Linked DNA regions of Homo sapiens: region 2 is linked to region 1. Evidence: chromatin contacts called from ENCODE Hi-C or POLR2A ChIA-PET data. All regions are on one chromosome and are shown on one strand. Each heading gives the region's core, a stretch centred on a gene start or an enhancer-like site at or near the end of the contact. The rest is flanking DNA. Distances are from core to core; before and after follow the strand shown.

Region 1 (5,034 bases), core at 1,188-3,687:
GCACCTCATTTTACAAGGAGCAACGAAGGCTGAGAGGGTGAGGAACTTTCCTAAGGTCACACAGAGGGGTAGGCCCTGCCCAATTCATAGCAATAGCCCCACCAGGCTGTGCATGCCTTGACCCAGGGGATGCCAGGGGAGGTCGGATGTGGGCTGGGTGGTGACGCATTCTGATGGGCGGCTCCCTGGGGACATTCTTGGACGACTCCATCCACAACTCTTCTTGGTCCTGAGCCCAGTGTCAGCCTGTCCTGATGACAGAGCCCCAGCCCCAGCTTCACAGATGGTCTCCTCTGTCCCACATCCCCACCCTGTCCTCTAACTACAAAGGCAGCATCCAGATCCCACCGGCTAGAGTCCTGTCCCTGGCACTGGGCGCTCAGTGATGGTGAATGGCTGCCTCCTGCTGCTCGCCTCCACCACCAGCTCTGGGTTGCGGGAAGCAGAGGCTTGGCCATGCCCTCTTCTGTCCTAGTGTAGGAAGCAAATGGCTGATGGCCCCACAAAACCTGCTGCGGCTCAGTCCCCTGTTTTCCTCAGCCCAGACTCCTCAGAAAGGTCTCTGCACCTTGAAAGCCTGACCTGACAACAGAAATGTCATCTCTTTGAGCCCTGGATGGACAGTCAGGCTTCCTGGGCCTGTCCTGGCTCAGCAGCGTAGAGGCTGCGCTGTCCTAGGCATGGCGCTGCCTCTCTGAGCCTCACTGTCCTCATCTGGGAGATGGGGATGAAGACCGTGGCTGTTATCAGGGTTGTCGGGAGGATGAAGAATTAATGATGCTGTCTGTGGAGGGAGGCTGATGGCCGGGGCCAGGGACCCTCTCCCTCCTCTCAGCCCCACAGCTCCCCGACTTTGGGCTGATCTGTGGTCCTTGGTTCCCCAGACCCCAGACTGTCACTAGCCACAGACAGGAGGCAAAGCAGATGGGTGACCTGACCAATAGTAACTACATGACCATAGACCAAAGAGTTTAGTACTGGAAAAAAAATCTCTGAGATCTTAGGGAATAAATAGCTCCAGGGTTTGATACAAGATATTTGCAGACAGGAAAAGCCGGGCTTTGCCTGGGAGAACAAAGTGGGTCCAGCTGCCCACTGGACCATTCCACAGGACTGGACACTCACCCCATACCAGATCACATCCCAGGTGTTGGGCCCAGGGTGACAAGGCAACAGTCCCTGCCCCAGCGAGCTGAGTTTGCTCCTTCCCCAGCCGCCCCCCTGACAGCCGCACCCCACCCAGGCTCCGCACAGAGAAGAGCCTGCTGTGGACTCAGGGCACGCGACTCAGCTCTGGTCACTCCGATGTGACCACAGGTTTCCACGCTGAACTTTGTCCCTCTCCTCAGTACTGCCCTTATCACAGTGACAGCATCCCGGCCTCTGTTTACTCACCTGTCTCCCCAGGACCAGGCTGTCTTCCCGGGGCAGCCCAGGTGGGCAAAGACATCACCTGATTCTTACTCCTGGGTGTGTTTGGGGCAGGGTGAAGGCAGCGCCTGGGAGTCCACAGTCCCCCACACTCTGCTCCTGACCACCCCGCAGCCCAGGGGGCCCCCATGACCCTTAGACCTTCCCTAACCACGGCGGTCCCACTCCCCTGTGGTTCGCGTCCACCGTCTGTGACTCCCCGTTCGGCCAGGGCCCGGCACAGCCCGCGGATGCGCGCCCCTCCCCTGCAGCCAGCTTACTCCGAGGGTCCCCGCGCGGGCGGCCGCACTCACCCATGTTAACGAAGCTCATGACCAGGTCGGCGCGGCCCAGGCGCCGCTCCGCGGGCGCGCCGTCCTCGTCGTCGTCGCCGGCCATGGCGTGGTACAGGTCCAGCATGAAGAGCGGCGCGGACGCGGGCAGCCGGGAGGCGGCGGGTGGCGCGCGGGGCCGGGGCCGCCCAGGCAGCCCGAGCACCGCCAGGATCTCGCGCTGCACGTCCCGGCGCTCGCGCGCGCCCAGACGTCGCTGGGGACAGCCGGGCGGGGGTCGCAGGCCGGGGCCGCCCCCGCCCAGCGCGCATAGCGCCAGGCCCAGGAGCCAGAGCGGGCCGGGGAGCGCGGTCATGGCAGGCCGGGGGCGCTCAGCTGGGGCGCTCAGCGGGCGCGCATCGGCTCCGCGGCCGACCCAGGGCCTGGGGACGCCCCGACGGCAAGGAGGCTGGGCTCGGCGGGCGGCGGGCGGCGGGGCGGGGCGGGACGGGCGGCGACCGCGGCCTCAGCGCGGTCCCTGGAGCGCCCGCCGCGCGACACCTGTCCTGGCTCCTGGACGAGAGGACGCGGACGCCACCGCCTCGAGGCCGGGGCTACTCTGCGGACTGGGACTCTCGGCCAATCCGTCTGTCGCCGCCGTACCCGCCAGTCCGGCTGTGGCCGCGGTCCGAGCAGCGCAGGGGCGATGGGCGAGCTCCTGCAGCCACCCGCTTGGTGCGGTTCCCGCGAGTCCCTGCCCTGCCCTGCCCAGCGGTCCGCGTCGCCCGCCCCCACCCCGGGACTGACCAATGGGGGGGCGGGGGCGGGGCCTGGGAGCGGGGGCCACGCCTGCGAGGGGGCCCGGGGCTGCGGCCGGTGTCGCGGGTGGGGAGACCCCGAGGTGCTACCTGGGCGTGGCGGGTGGGCAGGCGGCCCGGGCGAGGGGCTCGCAGCCTGGGCGTCAGCGTGGTCATGGCCGTCGTGGCTTCCGCCGCGGGCCTCGGCGCAGAGATCCTAGGGCCGCGGCGCCCTTCCGGTCCCGCCAGTGGTGCCACCCGGCCGCCCCGCCGTCGCGTGCGCGGGTCGCCATGGCATGCTGCAGGCGCCTCCTTCCCGGCACCTGCTCAGCTGCTCCTCCCCGCGCCCCCACCTGGCTCCCGCGTGAGCCTGGGCAGCGCCCCAGGCAGGCCGCCCCCGCCAGCCCTCGCTGCGCGGCGTGCGCCCCCTGCGCCCCCAGTACTGATCCAGCTTCGCGGGGGAGACGCGCACCCGCCTCCTGCCTTTAGCCGGGCCAGGAGCTCTGGGGCCCTTCTGGAGCACCCGGGAGCCACCTGTGCACTTCTCAGTCGCCACGGCCCCGGTGCAGGCCTGGCAGGAGAAGGATCCCCGCGGAAATGCCTCTACTAACTCAGCCCCTTTCTGCACTCTCTGCTCTTCTCTGGGCGCGCTCTCGCCTTACTTATTCCTGTGTGGTTCAGGCGCTGCGGAAGGAGAAGGCACCTAGACTGTACTGGGAAGGCTCCTGGAGTTGACCTGGAGCGCCAGGAAAGGTCAGTGGAGGAAAGTGCTCCAAGCAGAGGGAAGAGCTTGTGCCAAGGCCCTGAGACCCCGGCGGGGGAGCCTAATAATGGCAGGTAACAGTCAGCACTTGCCACGCGCGAGGCATGTTCTCAGTGTGTGTCTTGTGTCATTTCTGTGATGCTTGCACATCGTCAGGGGGTACCTACCACTGGAACCTCCTCTTTTAACAAATGAGGAAACTGAGGCACACAGCGGTTAAGGGACTTACGCTAGGTCACACAGCAGTAGAGCTGGGCTGGGGCAGGGGGCAGCTCCTCAAGTGGAACCTGGAGAGCCCACGGGGCAAATGGCGGAGGCTGGAGGGGCTGGCAAGGGAGGGACTGCAAAGGGCCTCACAGGGGCTAGACGAGGGCCCTGGGCACCAGTGATTATGGTGCCCCCCCATGTGGATTGAAGATTAAACCTCGAAGCAAGTGTATAATGCCCCCAAAAATCACATTTAGAAGTCATCACTTCAATAAAAATTTCTATATTAAATAAATTATTAATGTAAATGGTCATTTGCTGGCTCCTTAAGCACATGCCTAGTCTGTCTTTTACCGAAGAAGTAAATTTCTGCAAGGGTAAATAATAAAATGAAATAAAATAAATATTATTATTACACTATTCAGAGCACTAAAAGAACTACTTTTTCCTGATTACAGAGGTAACTTGCTTTTGTAGAAACTTTTGAAAATAGTTTCATAATCACTTTTGCACATCATCAGGGGGTACATACCATTGGAACCTCCTCTTTTAACAAATGAGGAAACTGAGGCACACAGCGATTAAGGAACTTATGCCAGGTCAGTACAGAAAAGTAAAAATATTACCCCCAACAAATTTTAAAATCACCCAAATCCCTGTTTCCAGAGATAATCACTGGTAATATTTGATGTCTCTTTTTCTTACATGTATGTGTATTTTTTCATACAAAAAACAGGATCTTATTTGCTTTATTAGCTTCACGTTATATTGCAGTATTTCACTATGCCATTAATTATTGCACACTTTTTTTACTGGCTTCGTGGTATTTTTTCATCATATTGTTATCATAATTTTTTTAATCAAGCTTATGTTATGGGATAATTATATTTTTATATTATATACTATGTTGTTATGAACAATCTTGTAGAATAATCTGTGCACATCCATGGTGATTTCTTTAGGATGAATTTCTAGAGATGGATTTTTTTTTTTTTTTTTTGAGATGGAGTCTTGCTCTGTCACCCAGGCTGGAGTGCAATGGTATGATCTTGGCTCACTGCAGCCTCCGCCTCAAGTGGTCTTTGTGCCTCAGCCCCCTGAGCAGCTGGGATTACAGGCGTGCACCACCATGCCTGGCTAATTTTTGTATTTTTAGTATACACAGGGTTTTGCCATGTTGGACAGGCTAGTCTTGAACTCCTGGGCTCAGGTGATCTGCCCACCCCAGCTTCCCAAAGTGCTGGGATTACAGGCGTCTAGAGATGGAATATTTGAATCAAAGAGCATATACACTTTTTATGGTTTTTGATACATATTATCTGTTGCCCCAATAGCACGAGGGTGCTTATTTTCTATCACCCTTACCAACACTAGATATAACTGTTAAATACATAAATAAATCAATCTCTGCTGGTTTGATAGATGAAAACCTCTCTGCTGTTGTAACTTGCATGTGGAGGGTTACTACACACTGCTCTCTTGTTTTTGAAACCCTGTCCTCCCCTGGCTTCAAGGACGCCTGCTCCCTTGCTGACCACTCCTCCCTGCCCACTTCTAAAACATGGATGTCTGCTGGGTCTGTCCA
Region 2 (5,588 bases), core at 3,006-5,505, 34 kb before region 1:
TGATATAGCCCACTGACCCACATCGTTATTTTAAAAATCAGTATTCATCTGTAACTATAATAGGGAAGAACATCAGAGGAAATAAACGAATTTGTATAATACTCGAATATGTTTCCAGATGTACATGCTTAAGCACAGCTGTGTCAGAACACAAAGTGAATTATTCAGGCGTCTGCCCCTGTACTCAAACGCAGCAGTTAGAAATGCAGACGGGAGTGTCAACTGGATACCACTAGGAGTGATGCTATTGGTGATACGGCTTTGTGAAATGGTAGATAAAGTTGATTAGAGTCCAAAGTAAAGAATAATCTGTTTATTTACATAGTAGTTACATTCCTAGAAGATTCCATGGAAAATCAAAAGCACTCCAAAACTTTGGGCTTATATGTATAATGGAATTATGTTTTAGGTGCAGATAACTGTAAACACATTTTTTACCTATACCAATATCTGGCAGGATATTTGTTGTTTTGTTGTTGTTTGGTTTTTGTTTTTTTGAGACAGGGTCTCTTTCTGTTGCTCAGGCTGGAGTGCAGTGGTGCAAGACGGCTCACTGCAGCCTCAACCTCTCCAGCTCAAGCAGTCCTGCCTCAGCCTCCCAAATAGCTGGGATTATAGGTGCACGCCATCCATAATGCCAGGCTAATTTTTAAGTTTTTTGTAGAGACAGGGTTTCATTATATTGCTCAGGCTAGTCTGGAACTCTTAGCTTCAAGTGATCCTCCCACTTCAGCCTCCCAGAGTGCTGGGATTACAAGCATTAGCCACTGCGCCCAGCCTCTAGCAGGATGTTTGTAAGGGCCAAGAGGATATGAGACAATTCATTGTGCCAGACATTGCAGAACATCTAGCATTCCAGGCCCCCACCTGCTAAATGCCAGTAGCACCCCCACAATATTTCAGACAGTCAAAAACACTTTCAGGCCAGGCACGGCGGCTCATGCCTGTAATCCCAACACTTTGGGAGTCTGAAGTGGCAGCCCAAAGCCAGAGGATCACGTGAGTTCAGGAGTTCGAGACCAGCCTGGGCAACATAGTGAGACCCTATATCTACTGAAAAAAGAATAAAAAAATTATCCAGGTGTGGTGGTGCACGCCTGTAGTCTCAGCCGCTTGGGAGTTGAGGTGAGAGGATTGCTTGTGCCCCAGAGATTGAGGCTACAGTGAGCTGTGATGCACTCCTGTACTCAGCCTGGGTGACAGAGTGATCCCCATCTCAAAAAAAGTAAATTCAGATTTCCAAAGGTTTCCTAGGGACAGGACACCAACCCCACTGAGAAGCAGTGCCCTAAGCAGTCACACCCGGTCCCAGGGCTTTCAGCGGTATCTCTGAGTTAAGTTTGTGCAGACTGGCATCTGCATGCTGATGGCTCCCTGAGCTCCAGACTCCTGTCCAACTGCCTGCCTGTTGTCTTCACTGGATATCCCACGAGCATCTCACACTTTACATGTCTAAAACAGCTCTTGGCCTTCTCCCCTAAACTCTTCCTCCTCCTCTTCCCTGTTTCAATAAATGACTCCACCATCCACTTAGCCGCTTGATCAGAAACTTAGGAGTCATTGTGGACACACACACACATACATACATGTACACATACACACACAGACACACACATATACATGTACATTCTCTTACGTGACAAATGTCCATGTTACCAGGCCTCACTGTGTCATAGCTGTCATTTTGAATGGCTCTTTTCCACTGATTGTGAGCTCCACCAGAGCTTGGACTATGTTCTGCTCATCAGTGTTCCCAGGGCTTAACAGGGACCTGGTTGTCAAGTAGACACTTAATTGTTAAATAAATGAATTAATGAAAGAACAGACCAGTATAAAGTGATTGAAACACCTCACTTACCATTTCACTGACTATTAACTGAATCCAAGATAAGGTGGCCGCATTTGCATGTGATCTGTGCATCCCCGAGTCTGAGCCTGACTGGCTGAAGGGCTGTCAACAGCCTGCACAGACGTCCTTTAAGGGCTGGTAGCCAGGGTTCGGGGAGCTGATGGTTGTTCTCTCCCTCAGGTCTACTATCCATGGCCAACTCTGGCCCAAACACCAATGGCTCTCAGTTCTTCCTGACATGTGACAAGACAGACTGGCTGGATGGCAAGCATGTGGTGTTTGGAGAGGTCACCGAAGGCCTAGATGTCTTGCGGCAAATTGAGGTATGTGGCCAGGAATGGGCCTCCTCCTTACCCAGGCCCTAGGAGCACAGCCCTGTGTGAGGGCTGGAGAGTCTCTGTGGCCTGAGAGAGATGGCCAGGGGCTGTGTCCAGCGGGAGGGGCTGCTGCTGCCCAGGTTCCGGGGTGGAAGTGGGCAAATGGGCAGGCAGGGGTTGGTATCCCTAAACCACTGTTAGTCTCCGGCCTTACTCCCTCACTTCTATTCTGCCACAAAGGCCCAGGGCAGCAAGGACGGGAAGCCAAAGCAGAAGGTGATCATCGCCGACTGTGGGGAGTACGTGTGAGGCGGCACTCTCTCTGCTTCCCCCTCCGCTCTTGACCCTGCATATCCAGGAAGGAACTGCCAGCCTCAGAGGAGGCAGCACCGAGGGTGCCTGTTTGAAGCAAGCAGCATTTGGGATATGTGCCCTTCCTCAGGGTCTGCTTGGAGCAGCTCCTCTGCAGGCACAGCCTGGACTATTCCCAGGCACAGCTGTGGGCCCAGGAGCCAGCTCAGGTGCTCCCCTCCACCATGGGCAGGCTGTGCAAAAAGCCACTGGCTTTTCTCAGCATTTGCTGCTGGGCCTCTCCTGGGACTACCAGTGTGGCTCTTACGTGTTTTCTTTGCTAAAATAAACCCTAGTTCTTATATTGCTCTTCCTGCTAGTTCTTGGGAGTTGTCAGAGATTGTGTCTGTGGCTAAGCTGGACCTCTGAGGCAGGCTGGTGAGTGGGGAGAGCAGAGCATCTTTTTCACAGCTTTCATTTCCTCCCTTGGGCCGATCCCCTTAGATGTCAGGTGATGTATCTTCACACCAGGCATCGATGTCAGGGCAACGGAAATTAAAGACTGGAAAGCTCCGGTCTTCTGCTGCCTCTGCTCCTAAACCCAGCTGCCGGCCTTACAGCCAGCAAGTGTACTCTCAGTGGTTCATTTGTTTATTTGTTCACTTTCACCCTACAGATTTTAAAAAATGAAATTTTTATAACTCAAAGTGCCTTCTCTGTGCCAAGTACTATGCCTATTTGTCAGGAGACAGGAAGCCAACAAACTACATGTGCCTAATCCAGCCCACTGCCTGTTTTTATGAATCAGGTTTTATTGGAACACAGCCACGTCCATTTATTTACATATTGTCCATGGTGGTTTCTTACTGCAGTGGCAGAGGTGCGTAAGGGGCTATAGACACAATACAGGCTATGGTCCCTGTATTAGGGTTTTCTAGAGAAGCAGAACCAATAGGGTGTGTATATATGTAGAAAGAGATTTATTTTAAGGAACTGGCTCAAGCAGTGGTAGGAGCTGGCAAGTCTGCAATCTGCACAACAGACCAGCAGGCTGGAGACTCAGGAAAAAAACTGATGTTGCAGTTCAGCTCTGAGGCAGTTTGGAAGCAGAATTCTTCCTCCAGTGATCTCAGTCTTTTTTCTCTTAAGAATTTCAACTGATTGGATGAGGCCTACCCACATTATGGAGGGTAATCTGCTTTACTCTCTACTGACTTAAATATTAATCCATCTAAAAAATAGGCCAGGCATGGTGGCTCATGCCTATAATTCCACCACTATTGGGAGGCTGAGGCAGGAGGATCACTTGAGCCCAGGAGTTCAAGACCAGCCTGGGCAATGTAGAGACCCCCATCTCTAGGGGGAGAAAAAAAAGCCAGGTATGGTAGTGCACACCTATAGTCCCAGCTACTCAGAAGGCTGAGGTGGGAGGATCGCTTGAACCTGGGAGGTTGAGGCTGCAGTCAGCCATGGTCATGCCACTGTACTCCAGCCTGGGTGACAAGAGGGAGACCCTGTCTTGAAAAAAAGAAACCATCATCACAGCAACATCTAGACTAGTGTTTGACTAAAAACTGGATACCATGGCCTAGCCAAATTGACACACAAAATAGACCATCACAGTCCCAAGGCCTAAAATACTTACTATCTGAGCCTTTACAAAACAGGATTGCCAGCCACTGAAGAGAACAAATGGTCCCACCCCCTGCTGAGCTCACAGTCTGGCTCTCCTGTGTGCAGCCACTTCTTGGAGCTGGCTTCTCTCCACTCCCCCTCCAGATGCTGGTCAGCCAGGCGGTTATAAAGAATCTCATCTGCTGAAGGCTTTTAGCAGGGACTGAGTCCTGTAGCTGTTGGACACCTCCTGTGGGTTGGGTCACTCAGACCATTCAGAATCCACTGAGCTGAGCTTTTGCATCTTGGATTGAGATCTGGATGAGCCAGGAGGCAGGAGAGGCTAGGTGGTCCTCATGACCCTAGGATAGCTCTTGCTGAGGGATGGTGGCATTCTGCCCTACCTCTGGCTCCCATGTGCCGACTGGACTTTGTGAGCTCCAGCTGCTACAGTTGACTGAGTTCAGGCTCCATGTAGCTGGGATATACTACATGGTTACCCCTCACCCCTATGGAGCTTCCAAAAGAGACCCTCCCTCAAAGCACAGCCCCTTCTCTGAGTGCAAATAATGGCCATCAGAGGTCAGTCACAGGTGTTAGGCAGGCATCTATGAAGCTGGGGATGATAGCACTGACTTCAGTGCTTGGACGAGAACCAGGAGAGAGTGTGTAGAAAAAGCACAGCCAGCCTCCCATAAAAGGACAGACTCCTGTGACAACCTTGTCACTCTGTTCCTCCCTGATACTCTGGGGAGGTGGAGGCCAGTGGGCAGTTCTGAAAGCTCAGCAGGTTTGGAGCCATTGGGTGTGGACTCCTCTCCCAGTGTTCCTCCTGGGTGTTCACAGATGTTATTGAATGCACACTGGAACCCTGCACAGGTAAACTGAGGCTTTATTGGCGTGACTGCCAAAGGTCACACAGGGTGGTTTGGCAGAGCTGGGATTAGAAGCCCAGCCTGTCTCTCTTCAGTAGTAATGGAGTCCTGGGAGGTTTACTAGGCTTTAGCCTCAATCTGTGGCGGCAGGGTCCACAGCCCTGGGGAGTGACACAGTCATGGTCCCCATGATTGGCCAGGACCTGTGTGGAGAGACACAGGAGACAAGACCCTGCTCTTCCAGGCCAGAAGGGAGGGGAGCCCCAGAGCTGGGCAGTGGCATGCCCCACAGCCTGGCCACCTGCTTCGGCTACGCACCATGCAGCAGCTGCACCTGGCTGCCTCGGGAAAACTCTGACCTCTCTGGGAAGTGGAGCCAGTGGCTCTGTGGGCGTCCTTTCCTGCAGCCTGGAGAGCAAAGCGGCTTTCCCTGGGACTGTGTGGCTCCTGTCCCAACTGGCCTCCCCATTCCACATTCCCATTGCTGGACCAGCACCAGGACTGGGCACAGGGCTTCCTTTTGCTGATTCATTTCCCCCCTAACTCATTCAGAGTTGAGCCCCATCTGAGTCCCCACATGCTGGCCCTGAAACGGTTACAAAGGCTGAAACCAGGGATGGCAGGCCCAGGATCAGTGCTGTG

What was found. A loop is a pair of places that touch in the nucleus more often than their neighbours do. ChIA-PET counts read pairs that join two places held with the same protein, here RNA polymerase II (POLR2A). Pooled maps may share reads with other maps.
Region 2: a loop to region 1 is called in a pooled map, with 1.9 times the contacts of the local background. The contact joins the enhancer-like site here to the promoter of BMP8B in region 1. A Hi-C loop is called at or near these places in 3 of 50 pooled maps. POLR2A ChIA-PET finds 5 or more read pairs at or near these places in 8 of 52 experiments (AG04450, HCT116, HEK293T and 5 more).

Annotation. Positions count from the first base shown.
Region 1 is chr1:39,786,428-39,791,461 of GRCh38, forward strand. BMP8B (bone morphogenetic protein 8b) reads right to left here and starts at 2,438. Exons shown (of 7, transcript NM_001720.5): 1 at 1,725-2,438. The coding sequence starts at 2,058. It overlaps LOC101929536 (a long non-coding RNA gene), which reads left to right and starts at 2,549. Exons shown (of 1, transcript NR_135805.1): 1 at 2,549-3,744. RefSeq lists a silencer at 2,390-2,989 and an enhancer at 2,544-3,045.
Region 2 is chr1:39,750,881-39,756,468 of GRCh38, forward strand. PPIE (peptidylprolyl isomerase E) reads left to right here. Exons shown (of 10, transcript NM_006112.4): 9 at 2,030-2,172; 10 at 2,407-5,588. The coding sequence ends at 2,475. Among named protein-coding and RNA genes, the nearest start is that of PPIE, 15 kb to the left of the region's middle. Within about 2 kb of position 4,256, at least 3 of the 41 ENCODE cell types and tissues checked have a DNase peak (open chromatin) inside an H3K27ac peak, as active enhancers do.